3 separate regions of the Homo sapiens genome follow, and regions 2 and 3 are each linked to region 1. Evidence: chromatin contacts called from ENCODE Hi-C or POLR2A ChIA-PET data. All regions are on one chromosome and are shown on one strand. The core of a region is the stretch at or near the end of the contact, and the rest is flanking DNA. Distances in the headings are between cores, read along the strand shown. Region 1 holds the start of MRPL1 (mitochondrial ribosomal protein L1). Region 2 holds the start of PLAC8 (placenta associated 8). Region 3 holds the start of COPS4 (COP9 signalosome subunit 4).

Region 1 (3,281 bases), core at 347-2,846:
CTAACCAAGGAGTGAATTTAGATACAGAAGAGATGAGAATGAAGGATGGAACCCTGGCTTCCAGAACACTCCAAAGTAAAGAGGCTGGGGAGAGGAAGAGGAACCAGCCAAGTAATGTGAGAAAAAATGACACATGAAATAGGAAGACAATTAACAGAGAGATATCCTAGAAGCCAAGAGAAGAAAATGTGACAAGAAAATTATAATATTCAGGTATTTTTGGTTTCTTTGGATTTGTGTAACATAACGATTTCTGTCATACATGAAGATGCCTTCAACCTCCTTTCAGAAATAATATACATTTTGGTTTGCTCACAAAGTAGGCATCAGGGTCTGTTGTTATCTCTTGTCACCCCTAATTTTTGAGCAATAACTCTCTTGACACAGTTTTCCTAAAAAGAAACTCAAAAAAAAAAAAAAAAAAACTGTGATGCAGTGTTAAATATACATGTATCACTGACCTAGGATTGCAAGCTTCAGTACTTCCTCTGCCATTTACTAGTTATATGAACTTGGCCACATATCTAATAAGTTCAGTTTCTTCCTCTGTAAAATGGGGGTAATGCTGGCTACTGCTTCTACCTAAAGACCTACCTAAATTAAACAATATATATCACTGGACTTCAAAAACACAAAATAAAAGCAAAAAGCGTTGCACAGGCCGGGCGCAGTGCCTCACGCCTGTAATCCCAGCACTTTGAGAGGCCGAGGAGGGCGGATCACCTGCGATTAGGAGTGCAAGACTAGCCTGGTCAACATGGTGAAACCCTGTCTCTACTACAAATACAAAAATTAGCCAGGCATGGTGGCACACGCCTGTAGTCTCTGCTACTCGGGAGGCCGAGGCAGGAGAATCGCTTGAACCTGGGAGACGGAGGTTGCAGTGAGCTGAGATCGCACCACAGCACTCCCAGCCTGGGTGGCAGAGCGAGACTGCCGTCTCAAAAAAAAAAAAAAAAAAAAATTGTTGCACAAGAAAGGGCTGTCATCGTAGACAAAAAGTTGAAATTATTAAGATGAAAAGAGGCGCTACCAAGAGGTACTACAGAATTAGCCCCCTCAAATGATAAACGTTGATCCAAATTAGACCACCTATGGAAGTTTAAGAACTGGAATCGCCTATAACGAAGTAATTCCGAAAGCACCAAAAAGCACTTTGAAAATTGCTCTAATTTACAGACTTAAGCCACTCAAATACATCATCTTTCCCTTATCAGAACTCACCTCACTTATCACACTCCACTACCCGCAGCCCACACCCCAGTATCAGAGACGACCCAGTCCTTGCCATGCCCATAGGTGGCTGGAGGGCGCTCGATGTACGTCCCGCTCCCACTCCCTCCCTCAGGGTGGACGTCTCCAGAATGGAGTGAAACCCTTCATAAGGTCACTTTTAAGTAGTAATGACCCACCCTCTGAAAAACCTAGAGACCAGAAACAGCACGAGGCATTTTCAGCACCCAGAGCAGAATCCGCCTTGCACTCTGCTGCAACCAGAGACTCGGTGCCAGAGCCATTTCCCCTGCAAGACAACCCCTCGCCTTACCTCTACCCATGCACCTTACGGCCGCCGCCATGTTGGGCACTCCGGATTGCGTTCACGAAATTGTTCCTACGTTTCTACTGGGAAGAATTAAAAAAAGGTTCCGTTCTAGAATCCGCAAAGAGGGAAGGAGTTAAAAAGAGAAAGAGGAACGGGGCGGGGACCAAAATGAGCTTTGCTGCCGGCGTGGCGGTGTTACTGTTAGTCCTCCGTGTTGCCCAGGACCCTGTGTGTTTCGTGGTTCCGGTATGGCTGGTTAACCACCTTCGGGAAAATACGATCCTGTTGGCGATGCTGTGATTATTTTAATCCTTCCTTCTTATTCTTTTTCTTTTTTGATCCTGCAAGTGTACTCAGAGCGACAATTTTAACAGGCTGTGAGAGTACTTAATACCCAACGTAAAATCTTGAAAAACAGGAACCCTGAAACCCACTAGCTTCCTCCGCCACTTTTCCGGCCTTGGAAAGACTTATTTTAAAAATTCTCTAGGCGTTTTCGCCGCTACCCGAGGGAGGTGTCCAACTCACTGACAAACTTTTTTTGCTAATTGTCAAACTTTCTGTCAGCGCAAGATCAACCTTAGCTTTAAAATCTTAAATTAATCTCTACATTTACCCCCTGCTGGCAAGCGAGTAGACTTACCATTAGGATCAATTGAATAATAATACTTGACATTTATAAAACATTTCTAGTTTTAAAATGGCAGCTCCAAGACCCACGCACAAGTTATTCTGATAGGAAAAAAAAACAAAAACAAAACAGAATGAGTGTACTTTCCATTACGTCACAGCTGTCGGTGTGGTTTATCTAAAACAAATCTGATTACGGATTTTATCACTTCCCAGCTTACCTCCCCCACAACACACACACACACACACACACACACACACACACACACACGTTTCTCACCTCCATAACTTGGTTCATTCTATCTTCTCTGCTTCGTGTGTACCGTACCCTACATCACCTAGGTAACTTTTTAAAGATTTCGCCTCAGGCTGTGTTTCTTTTAAACAGTTTTGAGATATAATTTACATAGCATACAATCTACCAATTTAAATTGTACAATTAAATGGTTTTTAGTGTACTCAAAGAGTTGTGCAGCCATCACCACAATATATCAGTTCTTGTCACCAGTCTGAGCTTTTTATGGGTAGAAACCATCTTACTCATTTTTGTAACCTCAGCACATACTTCAGTGCCAGGCCCATAGGAGGCTCTCAGTAAATGTTTGCTGAATAAATGAATATATGCATACATGAATTAGTGACTCAATTAGAATGGCAAGCCTGCAAAATTAACTTGCTTCAATGAAGCTGCCCACAGGCAGATGAACTGGATCAAAGGCATTTCCCAGATGCTTTATTCATATTTATACATAGTACTCATCTACATGAAAAAATAAGATTTCTAATGTATTGCCTTGTCTTGTTAACACCTAAGCAGTTACTTCAAAGATTCTATAACAATTTGTGACTTATGCAAAAAAATCGAAGAACTTAAATCTATCTTTGTAAACTTTTCCTTCTCTCCCTCGCTCCCTCTCATCCTCCCTTCTTTTCACAAATATATGAGTGCCTGCCATGTGTCAAGCAGTGTACTTGGCTATGCATAAATGAAAAAAACTAATTCAATTTGAGAGTAAGTACCAGAATTGGAGCAAGTTTACCCAGTCAATTTCAGAGAAAAACAAACACTCAGATTAGAGGTGCTGGTCCTTAGACCCTATATCTGTTT
Region 2 (3,281 bases), core at 427-2,926, 5.3 Mb before region 1:
AATTTTTTGAATTTTCCCTACAATCCTGTGGGGTAGGTGCAATTATTACGCTCATTTGACAAGGAACCTGAGGCATAGAAATGTTAAGTGGCTAGCAGATGGCAGCTAGGAATTGGGACTGAAAAGGGACTCTAAGCACTTAGAGTCTGCCATAATGCCACACATTCTCACTGTACAACCTCACACAATAGCCTTGTTCTAGTGGGAAAGATTTCCCATCCGCAAAAACTTCAGAGTGAATGACAGGAAAGCTGGCCACTCTCATTTCTTAATTTTTTTTTTTTTTTAGAGACACGGTCTTGCTGTCACTCCGGCTGGAGTGTGGTGACACAACACAGCTCACTGTAACCTCAAATTCTTGGGCTCAGGCAATCCTCCTGCCTCAGCCTTCCAAGTAGCGGGGACTACAAGCCTACGGGCACTTACCACCATGTCTGGCTAATTTTTTAATTTTTTGTTTTTGTTTTTGTTTTTTTTTAGAGACAAGGTCTCACTGTGTTGGCCAGGCTTGTCTTGAACTCTGACCTTAAGCAGTCCTCCGCCTGGGCCTCCCACTGTGCCGGCCCACCCTCATTTCTGAAAGGTTTTGTTAAACAAAGTTTATGAGAGGCCATTGTTATGGACTAGCCTCCTGCTCTAGGCCCCAGAAAATCAGACCAAACCAGAATGAAGTCGCTTGTGCTAAGTGACATATAATCAAACTGAACTTTGAAATGGACCAGTTTTCCAAAAAACAGGAGATTTCAGTCAACCTCAGTCAGTGTAGTAAGGAAGTCCTCTCTGTTTTAGTCCTATAAGGAAAGTAACTTTGAAACAACCAATCTATCTTTTTTTCTCTGTTTCCGCTTTCTTCATACTCACCAGGACACTCATTCTATTTTATAGAATGATGTGTTGCTTGATTCTAGAATTGCAAATAAAAGGCAATTACATCTTCTAAACTAAATTTGTTGTAATTTTGTCTTTTGATAGTTTAAACTATGGGATCAGAAATTCAAAGACTATGAATAAAAATTTCAAAAGAAAGAAATAGTAATACCACCAATAAGAAGAATAATTAAAAAGGTACAAAGAAATTGGATGCAACATTGTAAAAAGAGCCATAGTTTGGAGCTGAGCTGACATGAGCTAAAATCCTAGGTGAGTAACTTGTTAGCTATGTGGCCTCTGAAAGTCAGCTCAAGAATCTGAGCTTGTTTCCTCACCTCTAAAATTGAAAAAATAAGGCCTAACTATCAAAGTCATTAACAAGTCATTGATAATGCTTGGCCTATTTTAATGTTCAGTATCTGTAAGTTGATACCATTAAAGGATGCTTGAGATGCCAACTACTATATAATCTGAAACAATAATGATCTTTTTTTTCCCCACAAAGATAACAAAAAACAAACACAAAAAAACAACAGTAAGCTCTGCCAGACATGTAAAACCAATCAAACTATATAATGAATTAAATCCTTTCCCCATTAAAAAGACGTATCAGTGTACCTAACACAATATAGGAAAAGAAACACACCTTATTTGGCAAGAGATATATTCATTCTCCAGATAAGAGAAACACACATTGAAACCACTTCTGCTGGATTACTCTGGCCAATAAGAGCGTCTGAAACTGTTCTATGTACTATGCCCTGCGATAGAAACACAGTTACCTCTCCCCTTTCACGTAGTTTTCATTTGTGGTGAGATTCTCTCCCAGGCCACAAGACATTTCCTGCTCGGAACCTTGTTTACTAATTGTAAGTACTTTACAAGTAAGAACTTGTTTTAAAAACTTAGCATTCAAAAAAAAAAAGCTTTCTTTAAAAGTTATTTGATTTTCTTGTTTTTTTCTTAGCATGTTATATTTTGAGTTTCAGCTAAAAGACTAAGGTTTTCTTATCTAATTGCTTTAAATTTATACATTTAGTCAAATTCAACAATTTCTTGCTAAGCATTTTGCCAAATGCCAGGCTTTTCAAAGTAGTGTAAGATCCCAGCCTTGAATCCTCATCAATTGCTGCTTTCTGCAGCAAACACATATTATACATTGTATTTAGTAACATGATCATTAATTTCACTCTTTATTTCAATATGTATGCATGTTGACTTATGCCGGTCTAATTTCTTTCTGCTTTACAAATATTCTATTTTATCCATTCAAAGTATTTAGAAACAAGATATGGAATTTTGTAGATTTAGCTAATGAATTATAAGAATTCTTGAATTCTCACTATGAAAGTAAGAAAAACAGACTAGAATTCTTCAAAATTAAATTCTGGTGCTTCATTTATATGTATAAAGAGAGATGGAGAGATTATGAAATGGAAATGTTTCAATCAAAGCAAAAAAATGAAATTTAACATCAATAAACAGTAGAAGAGAAAAATCTCAATAATATGTCTAGTATCTGGATTAATCAATATTAATAATATGTATTAATATTACTATAATTAATATCATGTATTATATTAATATTAATGTATTTTATTAAGATAGTGGGCTGTCCTCAGGAGTGAAGTGCTCATAGAAAGGAGAGACAAATACAAGATTGATTCTTAACTAATAGATAAAATTAAGGTGTTTAAAATATGAGCCAAATACTGCAAGATTTCCTGACATTGAGACCATTCCACAGAACTTCCTAAAGAAAGGTATTCTAGTCTCATTCTCCAAAGCTTGCCCACCAAGATTCCCATTTCACTACCTCCTGCCCCCATTTTTCCTGCATTTTCCAAGGTGGCCCCTGCCAACTTTTTTTTAATCACTCTCTCTGCTCCTGTGGGGTTAAAGATGGCATGGAACAAAACAGCTGTGTGGTCACACCACAACGGGCAGAACTGCTGGCCACAGATAGGAAACCTCAGGCATCTCCTTAGCCCTTACCAAATCCAGCCCAACACGTTTACACACCCTGGCACTCAATAAAATATTTGCTGAATTAAATTGGATCTGTAGTTATTAGTAACAGAAGAAAAATAAGGCCACTGGTCGTGGGTTACAAAATGTGCTCTGCAAGGCCACTGGCATTAGAATCTTGTGAAGTGCCCAGGATACTGCACAGGCCCGCACCTGAAGGGAGAGGAGCTAGTTTGGAATGTGCTCCCGGGAATGCGAGAGGGTCTAGCATGGGCTTCATCGCATGGAGGAAGGTGTACCGTTTTTCGAATTCTCACCGAAGCAGCTACGTGCTCACCAAGCCGTGTCTGTGAGAAGGGCCACGTTTTTCTAGTTCATAGGACAAAAGCCTATGGCATAAGGGCAGCAGCCCTGCGGGTGCACGTTACAGACTTTTAGACCCT
Region 3 (3,281 bases), core at 307-2,806, 5.2 Mb before region 1:
ACATATTTAACTTATTTCCAACCCATACAATAAGTGAATATATATTTACTGACAGCTTAATAGTAACAACAACAATCTTACCGCACTTTCTATATGTCAGGTACTGTTCTACGTGATATAAGTGTGGTAAGTATATATGCACACACATACTCATCTTGTCCTCAGATAATGTCAGACAAGAATAAGTCCTATTATTATCTTCATTTTCCTGAGTGGGAAAATGCAGCACAAAGTAGTTAAGCCCAAAATATACGGCTGAATTTCCCACTGATAAAAGTAGATTACGTTTGCCACCAGAGAAAAGGCAGCCTAGCCTACTTAAAACAGTCAGAATTTCAATGACCAGGTTAGAACAGGTGTATCCCATTAATATACATCAAAGTGATTTCAGCTGTCAGGATGTAAACATTAAGATCAACTTGAGAGGCATACTTTATTTACTTATTTATTTACGGAGACGGGTGGCGGCGGGGGGGGGGGTCTCACTATGTTGCCCAGGCTGGTCTAGAACTCCTGCCCTCAAGTGATCCTCCCTCTCAGATCTCTCAGGCCTCAAGTGATCTCAGCCTCTCAAAGTGCTGGGATTACAGGCGTGAGCCACTGCACCCGGCCTAGAGAGGCATACTTTAAACAGAAAGCATGTTCATTACAAAAGAGAAATGCTGTGACATCTACAAAGAGAAAATGAACAATATACGTCTACCTACCTATGCTTAATACTGTTGACAACTGCTTGCAGAACAGGCACGTCACACATTTTAACTTGGAGTGAACCTAAGCATTCTATATAAATTTCGACAAAATTCAGATTCCTGCAAACATCACTACTGTAGACATCCTGACCCACGATATGAGCACATTCCGCCTATGTGCCATCAGAGTTGGTGGCAGAGAAAATACCCGAAACACAAGGACCCACAGAAGACAGTCTGAATGGTCTGGACGACATGACAGCGGCCATACCGCCTCAACCTCAGCCAGCCCCAAGAAGCCATCTCCCCGAAAAACGCAGCATCAAGGCCCCAGAATATACATTTCTCTGAATCAAAAAAAAAGAGGAGGAAGGTCCAAAGAGAGGCCAGATTCGGTGTGAGGCCGGCCAGCGATGGGAAGAGGTACCAGGGAAGGCTACTAAGGCCAGGGTAGCAGTCGTCTCTCAGACCGCTGTTCCAAAATCCTAAGGGACCAGAAAGATTCTATCAAGAACTGAACAAGCTGACAATCATTTCAAGTCTATAGCCTCGAAGGCCCCTGCACAAGGTCCCCTCCAGCTTTCTGCTTCTCCCAACATTTGCCTCCCCAGCCGACCTCAGGCCCGCCCCCTTGGACGTCAGGCCGGCTCCTAGCTTCACGCCCAAGAGCCGTGGCCAACCTAAGGAGATTAAGGCTGTGGCTTTCTTTCCCCACCTCTGTACTCCCGCGTTCCTGGGAAATACTCACTTGCCAGCCAGATCTTTATGAGAGCCGCTCGAATTCATGAGCTGGGCCAAATCCTGTCGCACGGCTGCCGCCATCTTTCTCCCAGCTCAGCGGTGGATGCGGGGGCCTCTGGCAGCCAAAAAGAAAACGAGTGTGGTCCTCCAGAGTGCAGCCAGAGGGAACCTGAGATGCTACAGAGTAGCGTCTGTGTGGGCCAGAGCGTCGGGTGTGGGAGCCTGGGCTAGCTCCGCCCCCAGGGTTGAGTGATGCGGAGCTCCACTCCTCAGGTCTGAGGCCTGCCCAGGTCTCTCCTACAGGCTCTGGCTCTCACGCTTGGACTTTGGATTGGCTGATGAACTCCAGTAGTGAGTCTCTGGTGTAACTCCAATGAGTAGCCGGTACATAAAACGACTGCGTTTTCGCAAAGTTCCGTTTCTCACGTCTGTGGTTTACCGTCCTTCGATCTTTCAGGCAGCGCTTAAACTGCCTGTGGTAAAGAATGAGTTTTGTTTCCGATTCACCACAGAAGATACTTTTTAGAAATACAATTAAAATGTCCCTATTCCTCCTCCCACTCCGTGCACTTTATAATGGTTGGTCAGACATTCCAGTTTGTCCAGTACAAAGCGATTTTCCCTCTGTCGTCCTGGAGTAATGATTAATATCCCCCCTTTCGGCCGGGCGCGGTGGCTCACGCCTGTAATCCCAGCACTTTGGGCAGCCGAGGCGGGCGGATCACGAGGTCAAGAGATCGAGGCCATCCTGGCTAACACGGTGAAACCCCGTTCTCTACTAAAAATACAAAAAAATTAGCCGGGCGTAGGTGGTGCACCCCTGTAGTCCCAGCAACTCGGGAGGCTGAGGCAGGAGAATGGCGTGAACCCGGGAGGCGGAGTTTGCAGTGAGCCGAGATCGCGCCACTGCACTCCAGCCTGGGAGACACAGCGAGACTCGGTCTCAAAAAATAATAATAATAATAATAACATCCTCCCTTTCATTCTAGAAACCGTTCCATTTCAATGGAAGATTATATGGTCGCCTGCGTTTGTATAACATTCAATACTCATGTATTCTTATAGAATTTCTGCAAATACAAGCAAATATTAATAAAATAAAATTTTACCTCTCACAAGCAACACCACATAATTGTTCTGCCTTGGTTTTTTTTTTTTGCACTTTTCCTGGTACTGTGGTTTGAAATAATTGTCTTCTCCAAAACTCATGTTGAGGGCTGGCGCCGTGGCTCACGTCTGTAATCCCAGCACTTTGGGAGGCCGAGGTGGACGGATCACCTGAGGTCGGGAGTTCGAGACCAGCCTGACCAACATGGAGAAACCCCGTCTCAACTAAAAATACAAAAATTAGCTGGGTGTGGTGGCACGTGCCTGTAATCTCAGCTACTCGGGAGGCTGAGGCACGAGAATCACTTGAAGCTGGAAGGCGAAGGTTACGGTGAGCCAAGATTGCACCACTGCACTCCAGCCTGGGCAACAAGAGGGAAATTCCGTCTCAAAAAAAAAAAAAAAAACAAACAACTCATGTTGAAACTTCATCTTTAATGTGGCAGTATTTAGAGGTGGGCCTTAAATAGGTGATTGGATCATGAGGGCAAAACCCTTGATCTATTCATGGATTAATGGGTTGTCATGGGAGAGAACATGTGGCTTTATTAGAAGAGGAAGAGACCTGAGCTAGCATGTTAGGAAGGTCACTCCCTTGCCATGTGATACCCTGTGCTGCTTCTGAACTCTAGCAAGTCCCCACCAGCAAGAAGGGTCTCATTAGATGTGGCCCCTTGACCTTAGACTTCTTGGCCTTCATAACTCTAAGATATAAATTCCTTTTCTTTATAAATTACCCAG

What was found. Hi-C counts contacts between places; a loop is a spot of excess contacts on that map. ChIA-PET counts read pairs that join two places held with the same protein, here RNA polymerase II (POLR2A). Pooled maps may share reads with other maps.
Region 2: a pooled map shows a loop between it and region 1 (3-fold over the local background). The contact joins the promoter of PLAC8 here to the promoter of MRPL1 in region 1. A Hi-C loop is called at or near these places in 4 of 50 pooled maps. POLR2A ChIA-PET finds 5 or more read pairs at or near these places in 2 of 52 experiments (GM10248 and activated CD4-positive, alpha-beta T cell).
Region 3: a map of CD8-positive, alpha-beta T cell shows a loop between it and region 1 (7-fold over the local background). The contact joins the promoter of COPS4 here to the promoter of MRPL1 in region 1. A Hi-C loop is called at or near these places in 2 of 168 maps with a recorded cell type or tissue (CD8-positive, alpha-beta T cell and naive thymus-derived CD4-positive, alpha-beta T cell) and 7 of 50 pooled maps. POLR2A ChIA-PET finds 5 or more read pairs at or near these places in 2 of 52 experiments (B cell and CD4-positive, alpha-beta T cell).

Annotation. Positions count from the first base shown.
Region 1 is chr4:77,861,145-77,864,425 of GRCh38, reverse strand. MRPL1 (mitochondrial ribosomal protein L1) reads right to left here and starts at 1,596. Exons shown (of 9, transcript NM_020236.4): 1 at 1,547-1,596. The coding sequence starts at 1,577. RefSeq lists enhancers at 1,049-1,148, 1,509-1,908.
Region 2 is chr4:83,113,124-83,116,404 of GRCh38, reverse strand. PLAC8 (placenta associated 8) reads left to right here and starts at 1,676. Exons shown (of 5, transcript NM_016619.3): 1 at 1,676-1,739.
Region 3 is chr4:83,033,458-83,036,738 of GRCh38, reverse strand. It overlaps COPS4 (COP9 signalosome subunit 4), which reads right to left and starts at 1,556. Exons shown (of 10, transcript NM_016129.3): 1 at 1,441-1,556. The coding sequence starts at 1,514. RefSeq lists enhancers at 1,067-1,126, 668-1,173, 1,187-1,246, 1,287-1,336, 1,437-1,786 and 2 more.